Linked DNA regions of Homo sapiens: region 1 is linked to region 2. The links are chromatin contacts, found by Hi-C or POLR2A ChIA-PET in ENCODE. All regions are on one chromosome and are shown on one strand. Each heading gives the region's core, a stretch centred on a gene start or an enhancer-like site at or near the end of the contact. The rest is flanking DNA. Distances are from core to core; before and after follow the strand shown.

The links. A loop is a pair of places that touch in the nucleus more often than their neighbours do. ChIA-PET counts read pairs that join two places held with the same protein, here RNA polymerase II (POLR2A). Pooled maps may share reads with other maps.
Region 1: a map of gastrocnemius medialis shows a loop between it and region 2 (3-fold over the local background). The contact joins two enhancer-like sites. A Hi-C loop is called at or near these places in 9 of 168 maps with a recorded cell type or tissue (PC-9, aorta, ascending aorta and 5 more) and 8 of 50 pooled maps. POLR2A ChIA-PET finds 5 or more read pairs at or near these places in 3 of 52 experiments (A549, AG04450 and BJ).

The regions. Positions count from the first base shown.
Region 1 is chr2:120,912,436-120,917,777 of GRCh38, forward strand. All of the region lies in intron 2 of GLI2 (GLI family zinc finger 2), which reads left to right. Among named protein-coding and RNA genes, the nearest start is that of GLI2, 180 kb to the left of the region's middle. RefSeq lists enhancers at 2,108-2,881, 2,882-3,655. Within about 2 kb of position 2,883, at least 16 of the 41 ENCODE cell types and tissues checked have a DNase peak (open chromatin) inside an H3K27ac peak, as active enhancers do.
Region 2 is chr2:120,877,134-120,882,956 of GRCh38, forward strand. The region is part of intron 2 of GLI2 (GLI family zinc finger 2); the gene reads left to right. Among named protein-coding and RNA genes, the nearest start is that of GLI2, 140 kb to the left of the region's middle. Within about 2 kb of position 2,423, at least 2 of the 41 ENCODE cell types and tissues checked have a DNase peak (open chromatin) inside an H3K27ac peak, as active enhancers do.

The sequences.
Region 1 (5,342 bases), core at 1,633-4,132, 36 kb after region 2:
ATAGGGGAGCAGGCTCTTCCCACGGATTCATGGACTGGCCTCCAGTCCTGCTGGTGGACACCGTATCCCAGCAAAGAGAAATACTGTTTCCATGCGCCACAGTGGTCGTTGGTGGGGAGAGTGGGGAGGGTGGTGGGAATGGCATGTGCTCCAACCATCATTCAGTTAACTGGGTCCAGAATCACACGGGCAGGGAGCCAGGCGTCCGAAAGTGTAACACGGCTTGCCCGGTGTTTCTCCACGGTCCTGCCGCACTGCCCCTCATGACCCCGGCATGGGCTTTGCTTTCTGCGGACCCTCTTATTTGTCGAAGATCTCGGGAGTCCACACACCCACTCCCGTGTCTGGGAACACTCCAAGCTTATCAAGAACGCAGCGGGCAGCAATCCAGGGCAGAACAAGGGAGGTGCTGTCGACCAGCTCTGCGCGGAGAGGTCAAGGGTGTGGAAGGGTGGGGAGAGAGGCACAGGCTGACTTAATCCCTTGGGCGGGGCACCGGCCTCACCCACAGAATCGCAAGTAACCCTCCTACGATTCTGGGAACGTTTGTGAGTTAAATGAATGGAAGGGAGGGAGGAAAGGAGGGAAGAAAAATAACTGTGTTTTCATCAGTAAATGTAAGCGACCAAATAGAAGTCTGTAGGAAGCTAAGATTCAAAGGTGAGGAAGGACTGAGGTTTGGGGAGAATTCTCATCACCATATTTTGTGTATTGATGGGACTTTTACTAAGCTAGACTAGAATTCTGAAGCAGTGGAAAGTCAATAATGATAACGAGTTAGGCCTGAGCTGTTCAGTAGGGTAGCCGCGAGCTGTGTGTGGCTGAGTGCTTGCAATGTGGCTATCCTAATTGAGATGTGCTGTGAGTGCAAGATAGGTACCAGGTTTTGAAGACGTAGTAGGAATAAAAGCATGTAACACATCTCATTAACAATTTTTTTACTGGTTCCATGTTGAAGTGATAGTATTTTTGACGTACTGGTTCAATTAAATTGTGTTATTAAAATAATCACCTGTTTCTTTTTAGTTTTTTTTAAATGTGGCTCCTAGAAAATTTACAATAACATATGTGGCCCACATTGTATTTCTGTTGGCCAGGGCTGCATTGGATGAGTGGACACCTAGGGAAGATTCTAGTCCAAGGTAGAGAGAATTGTAAAGGATCCCTTTGAGTAACATAATTATTGGGACTGACAAGAGGCTCCCAGAAAGTGGCCCTTACGGGACCTGCTTGGATGAAAGAATGGAGAGCATTTTGTCATTCCCCTGTTGATTGCAGAAAGACAGTAAGTCCAGCCCCAGTGCTCGTTTGCTTGTCCAGGTGGCTGATTCCGCTGCCCGGTTTTAAAGGTCATTGATTGTCTGTGGCAGGCCCTGCCTCAGAATGCAGCCTGGAATAAAGAGGTGCCTTGGCTCAGCCTGGGAAACCATCACCAGGGCCTGGTGGAGACCAAATGTGGTGGCCTTACTGTCGTCTCAAGAGCTATGGCAGAGTGCAAAGCTGGGACTTGATGCTCTCGGCAGGACGCAAGGCAGGACCTATAAGCCAGATCAAGAAACCTCTTGTTGGGCTCTGCAGGGAAGGGGCTGGATGCTAGTTAAGTACACAGAATGGCAAGTGACACCTTCACGACCCGTGGGGACCAGACAGAGGAATGGCATGGTCATCCTCCTGAAAGGGAGAATCACCTGCGACAAGTGGGCTTCTTGCCGGGGACCAGTCAGCATTGCAATAGCTAGCCGACAAGGTCCCTGCCAGCTGACGGGGTCGCCAGTGTATACTGTCAAATGAGTATGTCAAGGGGCAGCAAGATTTTAGGGGAAAGCCTGAATCCATCCCAGGCCACCTGGCCTAGCCCTGGCCTGTGACAGGTGGAAGGAGCACTAGGGCCTGGGCACCGTCTCCTCCAGCTCCTGGGCTGGATTCCTGCTTTCTGCATTGGATTCTGCAAGGTGCCAGGGTCCCTGGGAGCCATGGTCCTCTGGGCTTCAAATCTATTGCATTTTGCAGTGGGGAGGCTGCACACTACTTTTTTAGAAACCTTCTGTGACCAAGACAGAGTTTTCAACCTTAAGCAAGCTTGACCAGCCCTATTGTTTCTTCCAGCCCTAAAATTCTCTAATGTGGGACTCTACATGTCTACCCAGACAGACAGGCAGCCCCTCCCATTCCTTGTGATGGCGGGGATCTCCCAGGTGTCCCTCTGGAGCTCACCCCAGTCTCCCACCCCTTGCTAAAGGGGCAGGAGCCCAGCAGAGGGGTCTGTAGGGATGGCCACACCGGCACCCTTCGGGGCCCTACTGCGTGCCTGGCCCTGCACTAGCTCTTCTCCACTTCACAGTCTCCCTCTGACATGGGTCCTGTCCCTATCCTCATTTTACAGATAAGGACACCGAGGCACAGGAAGGTTCGGTGAGTCAGCAATCAAGCCAGACTTGGCTGTGGCACTGGCGGCAGCCTCAGCTCTGTCCAACAGGACACTATGCCGCCTCTTGTGGCCTGTCTCCTGTCACTTCAAGGCCACTGTTGCAGGGAACAGATCCCATGACTGCCTGGCTCCCGAGCGGCCAGACCCAAATGGCACGGGGCTGGCCTCTCCCGTGGCGTTGGCTGGAGCACACTCCTCACCCTGGAATGTGCAGGTCCCTCTGCATCCCTACCTGCCCTCACCAGGAGACCAGTCTCAGAACTCTGTGCCTGGTGTGGAGTGGCTGTGCTGGCCCCAGCCCAGCACACTCTCTCTTTCGGCAGCTAATTTGTCAAGTAACACCTCAGCCTGGGGTGGGCAGTGTGCGTGGGCGGACCCAGCAGAGGCCACGGGTCCTGCTAGGCTGTGTCTGCAGGGCAGGCCTGATTGCGTGAGTGGCCTGGGCCTCAGCCAGCCGGACACCAGCCAGCTCGTGGTGTTGGAATTTCCTGTCTGATTTTAATTCCTCCCCCCACGTTTTTCCCCCAAGTGAGACAGAAGCACTTTTTAGTTGCACGTTGTGGAGTGGCCATTCAGGATATTATTCTTATTAAATGCTTCCTGTGGGGTGGTGGCTGGGCATCAGGAGGGCCTCTGGAATTCTCCTGTCCTGTGGCTTATTATTGAAAATCATGGTGCCATTTGCATAAGGCCCTGGGGAAGGAGGTTTTCCATGATTCGTGCTCTTTTGGTGCTTCCTACCTCTGATGCTTAGGCCAGTGACTTCGTCCTCATTTGCGAACGAACACCTGGTCACCTGGGCTCACGTGGCTGAAGGGCTGGCCTTTGAAAGTGTCAGGATCTCAGAACAGACCAAGGCTCCCTAGCAAGGGGAGAAAGTCCCTGGCAGCCTCTCCCAGCCCTGGTGTGCACTTTCATTCATGTACCATCGAAAAGCACAGACCCCTGGATGCCTTCCAAACCTGCATTCCCAGTGGCACCCAGACCCCTTGCAGCTGCTGCTCAGAAGCACTGGTAAATGGTCACCAGGATTCAAATGTCTCCCCCACTCCCGCCTCTCTGATCTTCTGTGTTGAGTTTCTCCAGTTAGTACAATGCCTAGTAGGCGCATGGACATGATAAATGATTTCCCCTTCCTTACTGTGCAACTGGGAACTATGGAGCCACAGCAAGTGTGGAAATGCCAAAGGGCCTGTGAGTCTCCCTCCCGGGGTGGTCCCTGGAGCAGCAGCATCTGCATCACTGGGAACCTGTTAGACATGCCCAGGCTCACTGAGGCAGGAGCTCTGGCAACAGGGCCCAGCAACAGCCTGAGAAACCCCGATATCAGGGCTTAGTGGGTGCTTCATCATGTACCTCTTACTATGTGTATTACATCATGTGTTCCTCTCGAGGACGCCAGCAAGAGATGTTCCTCATCCTGTATGTATAGGAGAGGCCACATGCTTTGCACCGGGGCTTACACTTCACTCGGTTCAGTGCCAGGGCACAATTGGGCATCCTGGGCTCACTGTCCGCACTGCCCTGAGCCTGAAGAGCCTGCCATCCTCCCCCTTCCTTCTGGCTCTGCCAGGTCTGGCCTCTTCCAATGAGCCTTCCTGGCTGCTCCAGACCTCATGGAAATCTTTTCCTGACTTTGAGGCCACTTGGGCAGTTTGTGCTGCGTGGGCCTCGCTGAATCCCGCAGGGTCAGGCTCTCCAGCTGTGGCAGTGGCTTACACAGCAGCGCCCCGGGGCACTCCCTGTGGGCAGGAATTATGCCTCTTGTTCTCTGTGGCCTCCAGAGCCCATGAGCAGCGTCCTCTTACATTGAGCGAGTAGGGGAAGCCTTGACCTGCAGCAGGGTGTGTGGTTGTGACTTCCAACTGTGGATGGAGAACTCTGCCCTGGGTGGTGAGCAGCTCCGCCGTGGATTCCAGAGACAGCTGTGGAGCCAGGCTTGATGGGGCCCAAAGCCTGTGTATGTCAAGGCCATATTAGTGGGACAATGTGTCTGAACTACATCGTATCCCTAGATCAGACCTGGATGGTTGAAGGAGGGAGCATCCAGCCTCTTCTTTGAAGCTGGTGTCGTCGTTTCTGGTATCTTCTGGGAAGCCTTTAGGTACAACTTCCCTGGGGATTGGGCCTGGGATCTCCACAGGAATAGGAGAGAGCAGAGTCTTGCTCCATGGGATTTGTGACAAGCCCAGAATAAATGGCCAGAAGCGACCTTAGCCATGCAAACAGCAAGCTGACATCCAGCATCATTGGTGTTGGGAGGGCGCTGGCCTTCTGGGGTTCATCACCAGAATGACGGTGCTGATCGCCATCCTTACCCATGAGGTTAACATTTTTCATTTCATAAGGTGTCTTCACATTCCTGTTTCATATAGGATTAAGTGGTTTAACTGATCAAATTGTACATTAAGCGTGGAATGGAAAGTAGCAATCACTCTCACTTTCTTTCTCTCTGTTGAGACTGGGGAGTCATTGACGACCATGTAGCCAGTGGTGCATCTGTTCTTGTTTGACAACTCAGACCTGGCCCAGGGCCCCGAGATGGCACATGTGTGCATTCAGGCCCCACTCTGTTCTCCTGAGCCTGTGCTTCCTGGCAGAGCCCAGAAGCAGCCTGAAGATGCAGTACCCTGCCCAGCCTTGCCCTCCTTGCAGCTTTGTCCAGGCCATCCATGCGCCCCCTTTCCTGGAGGGAAGTAGTACTGGGTTTGGTGTAAAATAATTGAATTGTAGAGGAGACCCCATCCTCTGCACTGCTGCTGCCTTGCAGCACACAGGAGGAGCCTTCATGAGATGTCATAGGCTGGGACCTGGTCACATCCCTTCTGCCTTGGGCTTCTCCTGCTGCTGACTTTCCCAAGAGGGGAGTTATTGCTGCAGCCATGGGATATGTGGCTGATGCAGACAAGGAGAG
Region 2 (5,823 bases), core at 1,173-3,672:
GCCTCCCCTCCTCCTCCAGCAGGTCAGAGCCTGCCCCTGAGCACTGTCCCTGGAGCTCTTCCCAGCTTGCCTATCACACCACATCAGTCTGAACTCCCTGAGATCAGACTGTGGACCCAATGCACAGACCCTGGGTCACTTATTTGTTTCTCCAGGGCCTTGTGTGTAGATATTTGAGAAAGTTTTAAACTATTTTGATGTGGCTTCAAAATGGCCACGCATCCTTCAAAAAAAATATGCAAATACAACATACATAACCGTAAAGTGCATGCATCTTAAGTGGAGGGCGTGGTGAATTTTTGTCGTTTGAACACATCCACGTAACCAGCACCCAGATCAAGAGACAGACCATGACCATGAGCCGAAGCCCCCCTGTGCCCACTCCCAGTCACTAGCCACCACTCCCCCATTTTGGGACAACCATACTTCTGACTTCTGAGAGCATAGCTTGGTTTTGCTTGCTTTTGTTCTTTATGTCAATGGAATTATGCAGTGTGTGCACTTTTCTATCTGGTTGCTTTCTTATGTTTAGGGGATTCATTCGTGTTATTACCTGTAGTCGTGGTTTGCTCTTCTTATTGTTGAATAATATTTTTTCCTGTTATTGTGGATATAGCACAATATACCAACGTTTTCTGATGTTGATGGGCATTTGGGTTGTTTCCAATTTGGGGCTATTCTGTGCTGCTTATGAACATCCTTGTACGGTCTCGATGAATGTCTATGTGCATTTTTCCCAGGTATATACCTAGGAATGGAACTGCTGGGTTATAGGGGGCACATGTGGTCAGCTCTGATAAATACTGCCAGCTGTCCAAAGTGGTTGTACCAATTGCCTTAGTTTTGATACTGGAATTTGCTATTAAAAGATTTATTTTCTCGAACATTCTTTTATATTAACATCTAGGAAAAACTGTTGAGATCAATATGGATACATTAAAGTGTTGACTGAGCCTGGGTCCCTGATGAGAAACTGAAGAATTGTGAACTTCAGAAAAATAGACCTGGGGGAATATTCTGTGATTCACTGACTCCCTCACTTACCTATTTGTTCTTCCTTCAGCCACAGATATTCATTATGTGTATCCTCCCTCCCAGGGGCAGAGCAAGGAAGTCAAGACAATCTTTTCTCCTTACGATACCACCGTCAAATGTATTAGTTATTTCTTCTTGCCAATAATGGCTCTAACTGAGGAAGCCCATCTCTTTATACAAAAAATTAGGTCCAGGAAGAGCTGCCTAAGCAGAATCATGGTTGCAGTAAAGTCACTTTATGGTGTTTAAAGACTTGGCTGAATAAAGGGGAAAGTTTAAATAAATTAGTGTCTAGCTATGGACTGAGACAGTATGAATCCACTGAAATATTTATGAAGAATCTTAATGACATAGTACAATATTAAAAGGAAAAAAAGGATACAGAATTACATACACAGTATAAAAGTTATTTTTTTAAACTCATATCCTGTCACAAAAAGAAAAAACACACTTGGTCTCATTTTTCTGGTTTTAAAAATCTTTCGGCCAGGCACGGTGGCTCACGCCTGTAATCTCAGCACTTTGGGAGGCCAAGGCAGGCGGATCACAGGTCAGGAGATCGAGACCATCCTGGCTAACACAGTGAAACCCCGTCTCTACTAAAAATACAAAAAATTAGCCGGGCGTGGTGGTGCGTGCCTGTAATCCCAGCTACTCAGGAAGTCAGGAGAATCGCTTGAACCCAGGAGGCAGAGGTTGCAGTGAACCGAGATCACACCACTGCACTCCAGCCTGGGTGACAGAGCGAGACTCCATCTTAAAAAAAAAAAAAAATCTTTCTTCTGGCTGCAGTCCTCCAGCTCACCCCTTCTTGCCCAATTCTGTTATCTCAGCATCCTCAGAAGCTCAGTCTGCGAGCATGGAGAGGATAGTGTGTGTCTCCTCCGGCATTGCCCCGTGGGGTTTGGAATGGCGCTGGCTGCTGGCTGCCTGGGCCTGGCATTAGCTCATGGATCTCGGTTGCGGATCAGTTTCCTTCCCCAGGAGGGGCAGGGACTTCACTTTCTATGGCTTATGTGCTTTCCTGGGGCCCAGCATGAGGCCTTTCGCCAGACACTGTGCAGCCCAGACTTGTTCCCAGGACAATGGGTGAGATGAAAAAGGGCTTGGTACTAGTGGAGGCACTTAGTGGCTGCAGCTGAGTGTTGGGAAGGGCTGGAGAGTCAGTTGCAGCCAGGTCTGGAGGGGCTGTGTGCCCAGCTTCAGAGCTTGGGTTTTGATCAGGTTTTTGTGTTAGAATCCTCATTCTGGTGGATTGGAGGGAGCCCCAGAGTGAACATAGAGAGACCTCCTAGCCAGGCAGGAGATAACCTGAGATCAGTGCAGTAGTTCCTCACCCGTGCGTGGGGAGGCAGCATGAGCAGTTAGGAGGAGGATGGTGTCCACAGTGGTCGGATGGCACCCCAGCCAGGCCACGGCGGGCTGGACAGCACTCTCAGGTGACACGTGGCCACCTGCCTGCCTCTGGCTGCGGCCCCACCACGGGCTGGATGCCTGGATGAATCTCAGGCTGGAGTCACTTAACGGCTGGGCTGTCACCCTGCAGTAACCCATAATTACTACTTAGGAGTTTGTGGACGAAAAGCAGTAGATTCCAATTGAGTGTGTTAAACTCTGCACGCGCCTGTTCTAATGAGGAGCTTGTAACCTATGAGAGCCCGTCTGCCGCGGGAGGCGGGCTCTTGAGCCAGAGAAGCCAGCCAGTCATTTTCTCCAGCCTCTAGCTGAGCCTCCACGGCCAGCCATATTTCAGCATTTAGGATTTTAAGTGCTGGTTAAAATGCTCATATAGGGAAGTGTGTATATTTTCATATTTCTGCACATCATGCTAGAGACGAGGGTAGGAATAAATCGGTGTGGCCAGAGGTGCCGCTTCAAGCTGCTTTATTCCCTCTCTGTGCACAGTGTTAAACTGGGCTGTGTCTGACTTCCCAACCTTCATCCTGTAGGGGGCTGTTACTGGGGAAAGAAAGTTGTCTTAAAGGACCCTGGAGTGTGAGGGATGGAAAAGCGAAAGGTTTGTCTCTGCAAACAGGTAGTGCTGAGTGGTCGCCAGCTTAGAGCCCGTCGTCCAGATGCTTTGTTTTCTCTCTGTTTTACATGAATTTCCACTGCACAGCCATTGGAGTTTTGCTAGTTGGGAATTTTAATTAGAGAATTGGGCAAACTTCATTACTTTTCATTCAGGTTTAAGGCAAGAGGGCTGATTAAATTCATCCATCTTCCCCACCGAAGTCCAGCCTCTGAGGTTTAATCCCATTGCCTGAAGTCCCCATCACCCCGCCATCCTCCTTCCTCCTTCCCCGCCTCGCAGACAAGGGCTCTCTTTCCAACTCCACCACCTGTTCCAGCCCCGGCTCTGCCCGCAGGAGGGGAAACCAGGTCACATCTGTGGTCATTCACAAACAAACATAGCTCTGCTTTGCCCCACCAAGAGGCTGAGCCTGTGGTTTTTCTGTCCAGGTCCTGAAACACCCCAGACAGCAAGAAAACCAGAAAAAAGCAGCTATGGGCTAGGTTAGGACAATTGAGGTATCTGCGTATGAGAGAGATTATAAATGTGTACCTCCTGGCTAAAGTATGTCTTTCTCTAGCAGAATTGTGATTTGAACTGCTTTTGAAAATTAAAATGTTGGTATGTGAGGTGAAAATGAGCTTAATCTGGGGTGTTGAATAATTGTTTTCAGCCATTGAACACAAGTCCCAGCATAGCATCTACCTAGCTACATGGATGGAAATGCAAATATCCCCCCCTGCCCCCACCAGGGAGCAAAATGTGAAATTTGTCTTTCTTATTTGCCATCCTTCGAAGGCAGCACCCCCTGTTACCATGATAACATAACCTTGTGCACCTCCATTTCTGAATCTGTAAAATGGGGGCAAGTCACTAACCTTATAAGATGGTCGGTGGAATTAACTAAGCAAATTTATCTAAAGCACCTGACACCCTTTCAGGCACACAGAGGTTCCAAGATCTTCAATGTGACGCTTTCAAGAAAGGCAACTCAAGTTCAGGGCTTCTGAATCCTACTCCAAATACCCTGTCATAGTCAACACATCCCTGAAGTTCCCTACACCATGCCTAGAAGCACTGAGGCTGGGCAGTATCTCCTTGTGAAAGGCCTGGCCCCCTTCCCCAGGGTCCTGCTTGAATGTCAGAGGACAGGTGGGGAGGAGGATGGGTGGAGAAGGACAGTGGCAGGGAGGACAGTGGGGAGAGGGCAGGTGGGGGGAGGACAGGTGAGGGGAGGACAGGTAGGGGAGGGCAGGAGTGGGAGGACTGTGGAAGGTGGACAGGTTGGGGGAGGACAGTCGTGGGGAAGACAGTGGGGAGAGGGCAGGTCAAGGGAGGGCAGGTGGGAGGAGGACAGTGGGGGAAAGACAGTGGTGGGGAGGACAGGTAGGGGAGGGCAGGTAGTGGGAGGATAGCTGGGGTGGCGGGGGGGAGGACAGGTGGGGGAGGACAGTGCAAGGAGGGCAGTTTGGGGGAGGACAGTGTGGGGACGGCAGGTGGGGGGAGGATAGTCGGGAGGACAGTGGGGAGAGGGCAGGTGGGGGAGGACAGTGCGGGGGAGAACAGTGCGGAGTGGCACGGTCGCCGGGAGAACAGTGGGGAGAACAGTGGGAGAAGACAGTGGGGGAGAACAGTCGTGGGGACAGTAGAGGGCAAGACAGGTGGGAGAGGGGCATGTGGGAAGGAGGGCAGGTGGAGCTGGCGGCATCATGAACTTTTGGAATAGCAAAGGGAGTTGGGGCTCTGAATGTCAGCCCAGCAACCAAAGATAGCTGGCAACGAATGGTCCAGGTCTTTTGGGATGGAATGTCATAGGGGACAACTAAGGCCCTGTAGGTTGATTCCAGAATACACTATCCAGGTCCAGGGTGCAGTGGCTATAACTTGCAGATCAAACAATTCACACCACTTCAGGAGTTGAACTTGGCTGTGAGTTTACGTCTGGTCTCTGGACCCATGTGGCTGCCTACAGTGAACTTGACCTTTAGGGGCTCTGGCTTCTGGAAGGAGGGAGTTCCAGGAGCCACATCCTCCTTCCAGGAGGCCAGGTGACATGGACAACGTGAGGGAAGGCAGCCAGGGCGTGAGGCCTTGGGTTGGGTCTCCAGGGCAGCTCACCACAGGGAAGGAGTGAAGGTGGTGAAGGATCACCCGGGAGATGCTGCTTGGGCTGGAGGGCGCCCGCTGCAGGCGTCAGCTGCTGCCGGCTGCGGGATGTGATCAGCACTCCTCACTTCATGGCCTCAGTTCGCTCGCCTGTGAAATGTAGGTGTGTGTCCCTGGAGTCCCTCCAAAGCTCTGTGAATTTGTGGAACGCAGATGGAGGGAAGGTCAAGCTTGGGAGAGGGCGGTGGCTTTGGCTGCAACGCGAAGCCGACAAGCACTGGCAGCAGGCCTGCTGGGCTGTCTTTGAGCGCGGGTGTCTGGGCCCACCCTCCTCTGTCGGATCCCTGGGTCTTCTGTCCCTCACTGGACATGTGGATCTGACCGCCATCCAGGACGTCCCCTCTGGGTCCTGCTGGCATTACTCCAGAACCACTTCATCTTCCTTGCCCTCCAGGGCTGAGATAGCTGGTTTGGTCTCACATCTGGTCTTAAGTGGGTCTTTTTTTTTTCTTCTCATTTTGTCTATCTTAAAATCAGGTTTATGAAGGTGTAAATTACATATAGTAAAATACACCCTTTTGAGGCATACAGTTCTGTTAATTTTAACAAATGTATACGGTTGTGTAACCATCACAACCAAGATACAGAACAGTTCCCTCTCCCCAGAG